Regions from separate parts of the Homo sapiens genome. Here region 1 is linked to region 2. A link is an interaction called in ENCODE POLR2A ChIA-PET data of the cell type or tissue named here. Cell type or tissue: OCI-LY7. All regions are shown on one strand. Each heading gives the region's core, and the rest is flanking DNA. Links, peaks and the distances in the headings are about the cores only. Region 1 overlaps LOC105378011 (a long non-coding RNA gene). Region 2 has its middle 5.1 kb from the start of MYB.

The links. Peaks named below come from ENCODE experiments on the same cell type or tissue, not always from the same donor. Only the 100,000 strongest peaks of a DNase experiment are listed, where the experiment ranks them.
Region 1: POLR2A ChIA-PET joins it to region 2 with 10 read pairs; 8 of 35 experiments call an interaction of 5 or more read pairs at or near these places.

Annotation. Positions count from the first base shown.
Region 1 is chr6:135,227,327-135,234,025 of GRCh38, forward strand. All of the region lies in intron 1 of LOC105378011 (a long non-coding RNA gene), which reads right to left. Among named protein-coding and RNA genes, the nearest start is that of MIR548A2, 8.5 kb to the right of the region's middle. In OCI-LY7, for the core only: a CTCF peak has its summit at 2,911; no DNase peak of the experiment used is centred there.
Region 2 is chr6:135,172,855-135,179,553 of GRCh38, forward strand. No RefSeq gene overlaps it. Among named protein-coding and RNA genes, the nearest start is that of MYB, 5.1 kb to the right of the region's middle. In OCI-LY7, for the core only: no CTCF peak of the experiment used is centred there; a DNase peak (open chromatin) is centred at 3,837.

The DNA of each region.
Region 1 (6,699 bases), core at 2,724-5,223, 55 kb after region 2:
TGATCATGGGCCACCACTTCATTTACATAGGGTGTACACCAAGTAAGCAATGGGAAACCTCTAGAGGGTATTTAAGTCCCAGAAAATTGTGTAACTGGGCTCCTGAGCCACTTGCTCAGGTCTGCTCCCACCCTGTGGAGTATGCTTTCATTTTCAATAAATCTCTGCCTGTGTTGCTTCATTCTTTCCTTGCTTTATTTGCACATTTTGTCCAATTCTTTGTCCAAGACACCAAGAACCTGGACACCCTCTACCGGTAACAAAACTACAGTGATTTTAGAGGGTTTGTTTGAAGTGTGTATTGCTCATGAAGGTAATGCCTTTGATGATAACATTTGCTAAACACCACGTAAAGGAAGGGAGGCATTTCCACACTTTGGGTCTCCTCCCATCTCTATCCCCAAGCCTTAAAATTTCTGCTTAAATGGGAGTCGAAGGAACCCAACAATACTCAGTTGTGTCACTTAAAGGCTGTGCAACATCGGGAAGCTTTCTGTATGTCTTACAGCTAGTTCATATCACAAGCCAGCCGTTTCATCATGCAAAAGTCTAAAACAACTTACACCTACTTTCTAACATTCTTACGGAAAAACCAATACTGTTGAACAGAGGTGGACAAATTATAGCTCCTGGCCAAATCTGGCCCACTTCCTGTTTTAATAAATGCAGTTTTATTGGAACACAGCCACACCCTTTTATTTCCCATATTATCTATGGTTAGTTTTCTGCTGCAATGGTGGAGTGAAATAGTTGCAACAGAGACCATGTGACCTCCAAAACCTGAAATATTTACTATCTGGCCCTTTACAGAAAAAAAGTTTGTGACCCCAGCCCTAGAAGAAAAGTAATCAAAAATCACAATGGCAGTATTAGTGGTGAAGATAATGGATTCTGCTTCAGTTAAACAGTGTAACTGAGCTTATGATTTTTCTTTTCCTTCTTTTTTTTTTTTTTTTTTGAGATGGAGTTTTGCTCTTGTTGCCCAGGCTGGAGTGCAATGGCGCGATCTTGGCTTACCGCAACCTCCACCTCCTGGGTTCAAGCGATTCCTGCCTCAGCCCCCTGAGTAGCTGGGATTACAGGCATGCTCCACCATGCCCAGCTAATTTTGGATGTTTGTAGAGATGGGGTTTCTCCATGTTGGTCAGGCTGGTCTTGAACTCCTGATCTCAGGTAATCCACCTGCCTCGGCCTCCCAAAGTGCTGGTATTACAGGCGTGAGCCACCGCACCCAGCCGTGATTTTTCTATTACCTAGGTCCTTTTGTTGGCTACACACCATGACTGCTTCTGTTTGGGAGTTGAGAACATCTGGTAGGTTAAATTGGCAATATTTGACTGATTTGACCTACAATATGTGGTCAACTTCATGTGACTCAACCTAATACTTTGGCTTCCTTCAGTGTGTTCAGTTTCAATTCCCCGCTCCCTTTGTAGTCTTCCAGCTACCTCAGTGATTCTTAATCTTAGCTGTGTATTAGAATCATCTGAAGAACTTAAAAAAAAAAAAATCAATGCCCAGGTCACACCCAGGACCAAGTGAAGCCGAATCTCAAGGGGGAGAAACCAAGCCCTTGGTAATTTTGGAAAGCACCCCAGGTGATTCTGAAGTGCAGTAAGGCTTGAGAACTATGGAACTACCAAGAGCTTTTGGCAATACGCATGTGCTAGGTGCTATAGACTCCTTCCAATTGGAGAAAAGAATGTGGACAATTGTAATAAATAATTGGGGCAAGCCGGCATAGTGGTTCTCAAACATTAGCATGCAACCAATCACCTGGTGGGCTTGTGAAAACACAGATTTTTGGTGCCAACCCCTCAGTTTCTGATTCTGTAGGTCTGGGTTGAGGCCCGAGCCTTTGTAATTCTAACAAATTCCCGGGTGACGTTGATACCATTGGTCCAGGACCCACACTTTGAAAACCACTGTACCATTACCATCTTCCGTGGGCCCAGTGCCTAGCTCATAGTAAGTCCTTTGTATGTGTTTGCTGAACAGATAATGGAATTCTGGCGGAGTCTATGCTGGCAATTCGTCTGTGTTAGATGCTAGGATATAGCAGTGAACAAGACAAACAGTATCTGTCCTCATGGAACATACACTCTAGAGAGAAATACATGACCTCAAGAGTGGGTATGAATGCTGCAAAAGGGAAGCATGGAATACTGTAGTGGCCCATAGAAATCACTGAGCCCAGGGCTTCCTAGCCTTCTGAAAATCCCTCTTTTAAATAGCATTTTGCCAAGGTCTATCATCACTAGGTCAACTGGAAAACAGGGAGAGAATGCTCACTTGGAAAGATTGTTGAGTTGTGTGGGGGCAGGAAGACAGAGAGAGAGAGAGAGAAAGCACGTGCACTGCTTGATAAATAAAAAGAAGAGTAAAAAGTGAGCCTCACCAGGAGTCAGATTTAGGTTCCTACTTTGTTCTTATTGCCACTGGCTATAAACATAGGCCTATTTAATCAATTATGAAATTAGATTGCCTCTAATATATCTATAGTCCTCATAATTCCCAAGAGGAAGGCTATGGAGGTGTGAGTGAAGATTATATAGCTCTTTCCTCTGCCCCCCTCACATACATACAGTGTCCAGAGTGCTAGCCCATCTTAGAATTAGAGGTCTCCACTTCCAGTTATTTGAGCTACTTAAGATTGCAAAGACCCAAGACACATTCAGACTCAGGTGGTCTCAGCTAATGGGGCCTTTCTGTAAGGACACAAAGAGAAGTGTGGGAGAAACAAAAAGGGTTTCAGCAGCAACAATATTCAGGCCTTGAGCTGGTAGGTTGGTTAGCTGGGATACTGCGGTGATTCTGATGGCACAATTTCCCCTTTAATCTTCATTTCCATGGCTCAGTTGCTGTTCCCTCTGCCCACGCAGGTCTACAGGCCCACTAAGAGCACCCCCTGTCTCTCAAAATGGTTACAGCCTCATATTATCTTCATAACCAATAGGATGACAGGATTGTTTTTGATCTGGGCTTAATTTTTGAATTTTTTTTTTTTTTCTTGAGACAGAGTCTCACTCTGTCACCCAGGCTGGAATGCAGTGGTGCAATCTCAGCTCACTGCAAGCTCTGCCTCTCAGGTTCAAGCGATTCTCCTGCCTCAGCCTCCTGAGTAGCTGGGATTACAGGCATGTGCCACCACACCTGGCTAATTTTTGATTTTTAGTAGAGACGGGGTTTCACCATGCTGGCCAGGCTGGTCTTGAACTCCTGGCCTCAGGCGATCTGCCCACCTCGCCCTCCCAAAGTGCTGGGATTACAGGCATGAGCCACCAAGCCCAGCCGATTTTTTTTTCTTTTTTCTTTCTTTTACAAACTAGTATCAGAGGCCCTCATGTTTTTTTTTTAAGCTAAAGTCCCAGTAATCTTGTCCACAGGGAAATCCATGAATAAAGTACTACACCAATAATAGATTTTGGTGGAGTAGAATTTTTCCTGACTGACTACTGCAAGACAATTAGTAAGTTTCTCCACAATTCCCTCCTTCCATCCTCTTCCCATTCCTCTAGTTGTTTTCCTCTGAGTGCTCTCTTAATAGGTATTAACATTTTTTAAACGTCTTCTTATCTCCAAGCAGGATGGTGGTGGTTTTAGCAGGGAGAGGAGGAGTTGCAGGACTACGCTCACTGGAGAAGCTCCCAGCAACCATAATCAGGCAGCCAGAGAGCTCACCCCACCCCATCTACAAAAACAACCAGTATATATTGAAATTTGTGGAGCTCCCTAAGTCACAAGTCTCAAATCTATTTATAATACTGATTATGGGGTCCCTTTGGTTCAATTATTATTTAAGAGAGTAGTCTGGGACATGAAGTAGCATGTGCTTGGGACATAAAATCAATTATAGGGCTATGTGGGCCTTATTCTAGTTGAAAACAGTTGTGGAGTATTTCCAGGGCCCCACTTCCAGAACTCTGCCAGAACCCCAGCTCTGTAGCACATGCTGACTGCTCTTCCTCCTAACTTCTATAATAGCTGAATCATTCTTCTGGAGTTGCCTTGCCTCTTCTCTCCACCACTATATGTGTTTTTTAGTTTTCTCTACTCAGTGGATTTCACCCTCTGTCCCAGATATCTAACCCCTTTGGCAGAGCCGTGAGATAATCTTCTACCCTTCTACAGACCCCTAGTCCATGATTTTCTTTCCTTATCTTTTATCTTTGTTTGTATCACTATAGAGAAGGAAGTCCCAGGAGTTTAAAAAAAAAAAAAAGAAAGAAAGAAAATAAAGACAGACCCAAAATATGACTCAGAATTAGAGCTTCAATGAAGGAACACTCTCTGGGCCACCAGGCAGGAGTTGCATTCTTGCCAACCCTTCCTATGAGCAGGCAGGCAATGCCACCATTCAGACTATGTAAGTCATTTTGAAACTGATTGCAGTTGGCGCTTTTATTGGTGTCCTTCCTTTGAAGTTGACTTACAGATCATTGGTGGTTTTGTCTGCAGAACCTGGTGCCAAGGTGAAGTGAAAAACCTTTGCTCACAAAGCAATATTCTTAACAGTCTTTTGTCCTGGGCTACCTACCTATCCAATTAAAGGTGAATACAGATAGGTTGGTGGATGGATAGGGATGGCTAGATGATTTGATGCTATGCTAGAGCAAGTAGTGTAAGATGTCAATTGTAGATCTAGGCCTAAGTGTATGGGTGTTTGCTTTAAAAATCTTTTGACTAGGAGCAGTGGCTCATGCTTGTAATGCCAGCACTTTGAGAGGCCAAGGCGGGCAGATCACTTGAGGTCAGGAGTTCAAGACCAGCCTGGCCAACACTGGCAAAACCCCATCTCTGCTAAAAATATAAAAATTAGCCGGGTGTGGTGGTGTGCACCTGTAGTTCCAGCTACTCCGGAGGCTGAGGCAGGAGAATCACATGAACCTGGGAGGTGGAGGTTGTAGTGAGCTGGGATCTCACCACTGCACTCCAGACTGGGTGACAGAGCAAGACTCTGTCAAAGAAAAGAAAAAACTTTTGATTTTTCTGGACTTTTAAAATATTCATAATAAAATGTTGACAGGAAGGGTGAACGCCATGCACTAGTAACGTTAGTGGTACATTATAAACATTTGAAAGCTGAGCATACAAGTAAGACTGGAGAGAACTTATGGGATTTTTTGTGGGGTTGTGTGTGTGTGTGTGTGTGTGTGTGTGTGTGTGTGTATGTGTTTGTGTTTTTTGGAGGCATGGTCTGGCTCTGTTGCCCAGGCTGGAGCATAGTGGCACTATCATGGCTCACTGCAACCTCTGCCTCCCAGGCTCAAGCTGTCCTCCTACCTCAGCCTCCTGAATAGCTGGGACTGCAGGCATGCGTCACCACATGGGGCTAATTTTTGTATTTTTTGTAGAGACAGGGTTTCGCCATGTTGCCCAAGCTGCTCTCGAACTCCTGGTCTCAAGTGATCCACCTGCCTCCACCTCCCAAAGTGCTGGGATTACAGGTGTGATCAACTGGACTTGACCTTTTTAAAAAATTAAATGGCTTATACTTATAAGTTAATGATTTCTTTACTCCGTATTTTCTAAATTAAAGACAGATGTTTGACCGGGTATGAAGGCTCATGCCTGTAATCCCAGCACTTTGGGAGGCCAAGGCGGGTGGATCACCTGAGGTCAGGAGTTCGAGACTAGCCTGGACAGCATGGTAAAACCCCATCTCTACTAAAAACACAAAATTAGCCAGGTGTGGTGGCGCGTGCCTGTAATCCCAGCTACTCAGGAGGCTGAAGCAGGAGAATCACTTGAACCAGGGAGGCAGAGGTTGCAGTGAGCTGAGATCGCACCATTGCACTCCAGCCTGGGCAACAAGAACGAAATTCCGTCTCTAAAAAAAAAAATGTGCAAGAAGAGAAATGATTAACATTTTGAAGGCCTTAAAGGAAATATACTATCTGATGCCAAACCTCTGATCATTTACTAACATGCGGAAAAAGGATGAGTTTTGGTGTCAGATGGTAATAAGAACATGCCCTGCCTCTTCCATTATGGGAAGTGACTTCATCTCTCTGAGCCTCAGTTTTTTTCATGTATCATGTGTGTTTTGTGGGGGAGGGTTTGGGGGATAATACCTACATCTTAAAGTTATAAGGTTTAAATGTTCTGTAAGAGATAAAGTAAAAAAGATAAAGTACCCTGTAAATATTACTTAAGAAAAGAAATCAAGTAAAATAATTTTTAACCTAAAAAGACTTTTTTGTTATCCAAACATTTCAGACACGACCCCCAAAATTTGGCCAATGCTGTGTGAATGGCACCACTAGAGGATTTTGAAAGATCAGAGGTCCTGAAGACCCTCAATTAAATTCTCCTTTAAGTCTGAAGCCCCTAAAATGTATCACACATTTAATGGTTTTTTTCCACTCTTAGGAAAAAGATGGAAATAAAATATTGTGGCTTTTAACTGGAGTTCTTCAGTAAATTACACAAAATCTGAGTGTGACTTTCACAGAAAGATACTTTGCCTGTTATTGAAACATATGGAGTCTATCATGCTCGTGAAGTTTCTGTGAGAAACCTTTGTCCCAGACTACTGTTTAATGTTGCTCCCAAGAACAGGGTGGGACTTATCCGTTTGACCTGTCTCCGAAGAGAAATGGAACTATGAGCATATTAGCAAAGCAACCCAAAACTTAGTGTCTTAAAATAACAGCCATAAGTTCCTTCTGGTGAATCTCTAGTTCTGCTGACCTCAGA
Region 2 (6,699 bases), core at 2,289-4,788:
GACTCACAATACAGGAAGAATTACAAGAACATAAAGGCATAGGAGTTAAAAGTTGAAGGCTGCCAGAGAGTAGCGGAAAGAACTTTGGATTTGGAACAAAAAAACCTTCATTTAAACAGTCCCAGCTCTGGTAAATGTTATCTGTGTGACCTTGTGCAAATTACTTCACCTGTTTCAATTTCAGTTACTTGACCTGGAATTGAGGAAAATAATACCTGCGGGGGAGACATAGGCAGAAAGGCATGAACTGCTGTGAGGATTAAATGATATAATATATGGCACAGCCTGTTGTAATCTCTAAAGCCAAATATAACGTGCTAATAAGTATATTAAATAAAAAATAAATAAAACAGCTCCAACTAGTTCTCATCAGTTGTCATCAGCACAACAAAGATTTATGTACGTACTTATGTTCAAGACCCCGTTCTAGGAACTGAGTAGGTAGAAAGGTAAAAGATACTGTCTCTCCTCTCTGACCTATAATGAAGGCTCCAGATGAAATAAGACACATTTATAAATAGATAGATAGATGATGCTTAGATAGATAGATAGGTAATAGATGACAGATAGATAGATAGATAGATAGATAGATAGATACATAGATAGATACATAGATAGATACATAGATAGATAGATGATAGCAAAGAAAGGTAACATAGGCCATACACTCAACAAGAGTCAGGGAAGGTAGGTATTAACACAACTCACAGGTGGGAGAAATGACTGTGGATTAGCAAGGTCCAAGAAGGCTTCAGAAGGAAGATTTGGACTTCAGCAGGGCCTGAAGAATGGGTAGCACTTACATAAGCAGAGAGGAGAAAGGAAGGCATTGCAGGCAGGAGGCATGCTTGTAACCAAAGGCCTGAGATTGCCAATGGTTTTTTGGGGGAGGAAACAGAGTGAACAGAGTATGATAAGAGATAAGGCTGAAAGGTAGGTTGTGTTCTAAGGCAAAATGGCATGCAGTCAGTGTGCCCGTCAAGCCCTGCAGGTTGTCTATAGCCAGGCCCACTCTGATTGGCCAATACATGAGCCACTTCAGGTATTAAATACTATCACCCCTGGGGGTAAGGTTGTCTGGGCACAGAGGCCAGAGCAAGCTCAGTATAGGGAATGCCAAGTTAAGGAGTTCAGATCTCTATCTTGTCAACATTAGGGAGCCAGTTAAGGGTATTTAAACAGATGACTAACATGCTAAAAGTGAGTATAATGAGATTATTGAGCAGTGGGATGCAGAATGCATGGGGGAAAAGTGGCCACAGGGTGGAAAATTAATTAGGGGGCTGTTATGGTAGTTCAGGGTGAAGTAATAATAGCCTAGAAGAAGGTGGTGACAATAGAAAGAGAAAACAGGCCCTGAATGTGCAGGAATCATCTAGTAAAAGTTCCACTTCTTTCTTTCTGCAGGCCCAAGCCTTGCACAGTGCCCAACACTAAGTAAACACATGTGTTTATCAACTATAAGGAACTATGGAAACATTGTCAGGGATACAAAGGTAAATTGAGAGACCTGAGTATTTAAGAAAGAAACAGAATATTAAAGACTGGAAACATTTTTAAAGATCTCTACTGCAGCCTCCATGGATTGAAGGTTTGAAATATGAGGCTCAGAGAAACTGTGTGCTGCTCATACATTTGATGAACCTGCCTTAAACACCCTGTTATTTGTTATTCCAATAAGCCCCTAAATGTTATTAATCTTTTGTTGTTGTTGTTTCTATTAGCATTTCTACTAATAAAAGCTTACTGTTTTGTTGACTAACTTTGAAAGCTGCTATTTTACATTTATAACATATGTGGGAAAGTATAGAGAAGGAGGGGAATTGACTAAGAACAGTTGTGAGAAGAGATAAGAGAGAAATTACATCTGTAGGCCGGGTGCAGTGTCTCACGCCTGTAATCACAACACTTTGGGAGGCCCAGGCAGGCGGATCACGAGGTCAGGAGTTCAAGACCAGCCTGGCCAACACAGTGAAACCCCGTCTGTACTAAAAATACAAAAATTAACTGGGCGTGGTGGCAGGCGCATGTAATCCCAGCTACTCGGGAGGCTGAGGCAGGAGAATTGCTTGAACCAGGAAGTCAGAGGTTGCAGTGAGCCGAGATCGTGCCATTGCACTCCAGCCCAGGTGACAGAGCTAGACTCCGTCAAAAAAAAAAAAAAAGAAAGAAAGAAAGAAAGAAAGAAATTACATCTGTAAACTGGTCTTGAAGAATTTCCCCGAAAGCTTTAAAAAGATAGGACTGTCACTTGGAGAAAAGTTAACGATTCCATAAAACAGATATTCTAAAGCAGAAAGAGGTAAGACCTTCATCCTCTACAGCAATGTTTTTCAAACTGCGATTCACTACCTATAAACAGAGCACGAAAACAACTTTGGGATCCTGACCAGAATGAAGAGAAGAGAAGAGAAGAGGTCTCAGATTGCATGCTTGGTAGTAAGGGGTAAGTATTGTTTTGTGAAACTTTTAAAAATTATTATTTAATAGGGACAAGGTCTCACTATGTTGCCCAGGCTGGTCTCAAACTCCTGGTCTCAAGCAATCCTCCCACCTCGGCATACCAAAAAAGTGCTGGGATTACAGGTGTGAGCCACCACACATGGCCAGAACTTTTCTTAGCTCTGTGTGTGTGTGTGTGTGCGTGTGCGTTGAGATAGGATGTAAGATGTGCTTCTTATCGTGTCACATATAAAAATATTTGAGGCCGGGTGCAGTGGCTCACGCCTGTAATCCCAACACTTTGGGAGGCTGAGGCGGGTGGACCACCTGAGGTCAGGAGTTCGAGACCAGCCTGGCCAACATTGTGAAACCCCGTCTCTACTAAAAATACAAAATATTAGCTGGGCGTGGTGGAAGGTGCCTGTAATCCCAGCTACTCGGGAGGCTGTGGCAGGAGAATCGCTTGAACTCGGGAAGCGGAGGTTGTCGTGAGCCAAGATCGCACCATTGCACTCCAGCCTGAGCAATAAGAGCGAGACTCTGTCTCAAAACATATATGTATATACGTATGTGTGTGTGTATTTGAAAGCCACCTTTTCCTCAAATAAATCAAAGCCTTTCAAAATCAGTTGAAAAAATACAGAATTTTATTAAAAGAAGAAAACATTTGTGTGTGTGTGTATATATATATATAACTTTCTTTATTCCCCAACAGGTCTCTCCACCCAGCCTCTACCTCTCAGTCTCAGCCCTGTCTTTTAACCTCTTAAATATTATCCAAAGACTTTCCCTTGGTCAGATCTCTACATTAGCAACTCTATGAAATAGCACAGTTGTTGCCTTCATGTAAATAAACTCTTAAATAAAGCATTTATTTGATGTGCTACTGGTGAATGTTTAACAATCAGTTTTCCAATAAGAAAAAGCCCTTATTTGTAGCACTTGCCATTTCCTGTGGTGTAAATACTCCAACTAGAGCCAATTTCAAGTTACTAACATTACATCACTACATATGAAATTGGAAAGAGATGCACAACAGCACATATTACATTGTGTGATAGACATAAATAACCTCAAGTATGTAGATAATAGGAAAATGTCATAAAATAGGAAGTGATGAGTTTTGAATATTTATTGTCTTTTAAAATAAAATATATTTAACTGTAAGTTTATATAATTTACTTTTTAATAATGGCTGTGTCTAACAATTAACTCACAAAATTTAGCTCCCGTGTATTCCTGACCCAGCTTGACTTCGCCAGCAGGCTCTGATCCCACACTCTCTACCACCTGCTGAACAACTCTACCCGGATGTCTTCCATAAGAAACCACAAATTTAACATACCGAAATCTAAACATGCTTTCCTCTTTGAATCTCCCAGTGCATACTTCTCTTCGCCTCTTGACTTCCCTATTTCTATTAATGGTGCCTCTAATATCCTTAGCAACCCAATCAGTTGCTAAGTCTTGAAGGCTCTGCCTATGTTCTTCTGATCTGCCTCCTCCTTTTCATTCCACTTACGGTTACTGTCCTACCCCAGACAATTACCTAGCCTCTTCCCCTTGTCTCTTCTCACTCCAATCTATCTGACAATACTGATAGATTAATCTTCCACACACACAGCTCTGATAATATAGCTTTGCTATTCAACGCACATACATGAATCCGGCCTTCAAAGCTCTCCTTGCTTCAGGCAATCTGGCTAGCTCCTTCTTTCCTGTGCTGGGAACATGCCTTGTGGATTCTGATTGTGTGATTTTGCTCTCACTTTTGACTTTCTCTGGACTGTCCTTCCCTCTTTATGGAAAGACTCATAACTTTTATACAAGACAGCTCAAACAACAATAAAAATATGTGGGTTGGTTGTCATAGGAATATGTAAGTTGATGAGAATCTGGAGAGCGGAAACAAACAAGAAGTGCCAAATCCAGGAATCATTTTAAAATAAAAATTTATTTGGTCACTATCTGTTATGGAGGTTCTATGAAACATACTACACTGTTATGGAGGTTCTATGAAACATGCTACACTGAGGTAGCACTTAGTCCACTGTCATTACTAAAAGATTTTCTGGGGGAGTCAACATGAGATTTATCTCAAAACTATGGATTTCAATTATACATGCCACAGCTTTTCTTCATTAACTGAAATAATTAAGAATTGTCTGCATTTTAACCATTTACTGTAACTATTTCCCTCTTAATGCCCTGAGCCAAACTGGGTTGAGTGGGTGAGGAAAGGTGGGTGGTAGAGACATGGAGCCCCTAATCTGGTCTGTTTTCACCATTGATGAGCCTGATTCATCTTTGGGATGTGGATCACGAGGATTAAAGATCCACCACGTGCCCAGGATTTCCCAGCAATTAGAAGCAAAGAAACTAGAATTTGTATCTTTTATATATATTTTGTCCTTCAGCCCTTCTCCAGTGCTTAGAGTAAAATAAAATCCCTTAAGTGCTTGCTTTTTTCAGCAGGAGAATCCTAATGATGAGCAGCATGTGATCAAGCGATTCCTTTTCCTTCAAGCTGAGGTTGAAGTTCAGTAGCGAAGGAAGAAGGAACAGGCAGCTACAGCCCTCTGGTCAGCAGCACCAACTTTCTCACGGAGTTAAATTAGTTTGGGTTATGGAGAGCCTGAATCTTTAGCCCAGGAGAGGTGAAAGTGAATGAGGGAGAGGAAGGCGGTGAGAGACAAATGGCAAAGGTAAAAGTGGGCTGGGTGCAGTGGCTCACAACTGTAATCCCAGCACTTTGGGAGGCTGAGGCAGGAGGATCAAGCGCTTGAGCCTAGGAGTTTGAGACCAGCTTGGGCAATATGGTGAGACCTCTTCTCAACAAAATATTTAAAAATTAACTGGGCATGGAGGTGCATGCCTGTAGTTCTAGCTACTTGGGAGGCTGAGATGGAAAAATCACTTAAGCCTGGGAGGTGGAGACTACAATGAACTGTGATGGTGCCACTGGACTCCAGCCTGAGCAATAGAGGGAGACCCTGTCTCAAAAATATACATATTTTTTTATTTTTAAAAAAGGTAAAAGTGTATCAAAGCAGTCTGCCTTCACTCTGATACTGAGATTATCAACCAGTGCTCTGCAGACCTTCCATGAAAACTACTGTTAAAGATGCAGATTGTTAGGCCTCATCTCAAACCTACTGAATCATGGTCTCTAGGGGGACAGCCTGGGACTGTGCATCTTTCATGGGTACACCCAGCAATTCTGATACACTCGAAAGCAAGTTTGTCTAACCTGTGACCCGCAGGCTGCATATAGCCAAGGACAGCTTTGAATGCAGCCCAACGCAAATTTGTGAACTTTCTTAAAACATTATGAGTTTTTTTGTGGTATTTCTTTAAGCTCATCAGCTATCGTTAGTGTTAGTATATTTCATGTGTGGCCCTTCTTCCAATGTGGCCCAGGGAAGCCAAAAGATTGGACACTTGGGCTCTAAAGATTGAGGATCACTGCTCTAGTGTTGGCCAACTACTCTAGTGTTGGCCTGCAGACTCAATACAGCCTTTGAGCTAAAAACGGTTTTTACATTTTTAAAGGGTTGTAAAAAAAGACAAAAAGAAAGACAGACAAGGAAAGACACAGAAGAATATACAACATAGCCTACAAAGCATTTACTATCTGGTCTTTTACAAAAGAGTTTTCTGACCCCTTTCTAGTGCACTGCAAATGAAAGGCTGTACCCAAATTTAGCTCCAGTGCAGCCCTGCCACAGCTGAAATAACTGATGTAGCAAGCAGATCTTAAAAAAAAAAGTGATGAAATGTGTAAAGTTGTCATCTAAAAATACTTTTGTAATAATTATAAATGGAGAGAGAAAATGTATAAATACAAACATTCTGTAATGAGTTTAAAAATATAGTTTCATCCATACAAGAATTTTGATAACTCCATTTGATTCTGTTTTTCCATAAGCTTATCAGATAGCAATATATCCAACATTAGCCTAATAAAATTACTGCATGTGAATTCTTTATTGGACTATGCATATTCCCAAACATATTATTGTCATACAACTGAGGGAAAAATGTAAAACTATATCTGGGAAATGAAAAATTATAAATTCTCAAAATGATACATAGGAAAATGATTTACAAAGAAAAAAAGGAAAACTGAACTTAGTATCTTTCTACTTTAAAGGGGTTCAAGAACTTAGGAGTAGTTACACACCTCCTAAAATCTTGAAAAAGAGGCTATGAACTCACTTCACAAAGGGTTCAGATACTCACATTGTGTCCAAGAGA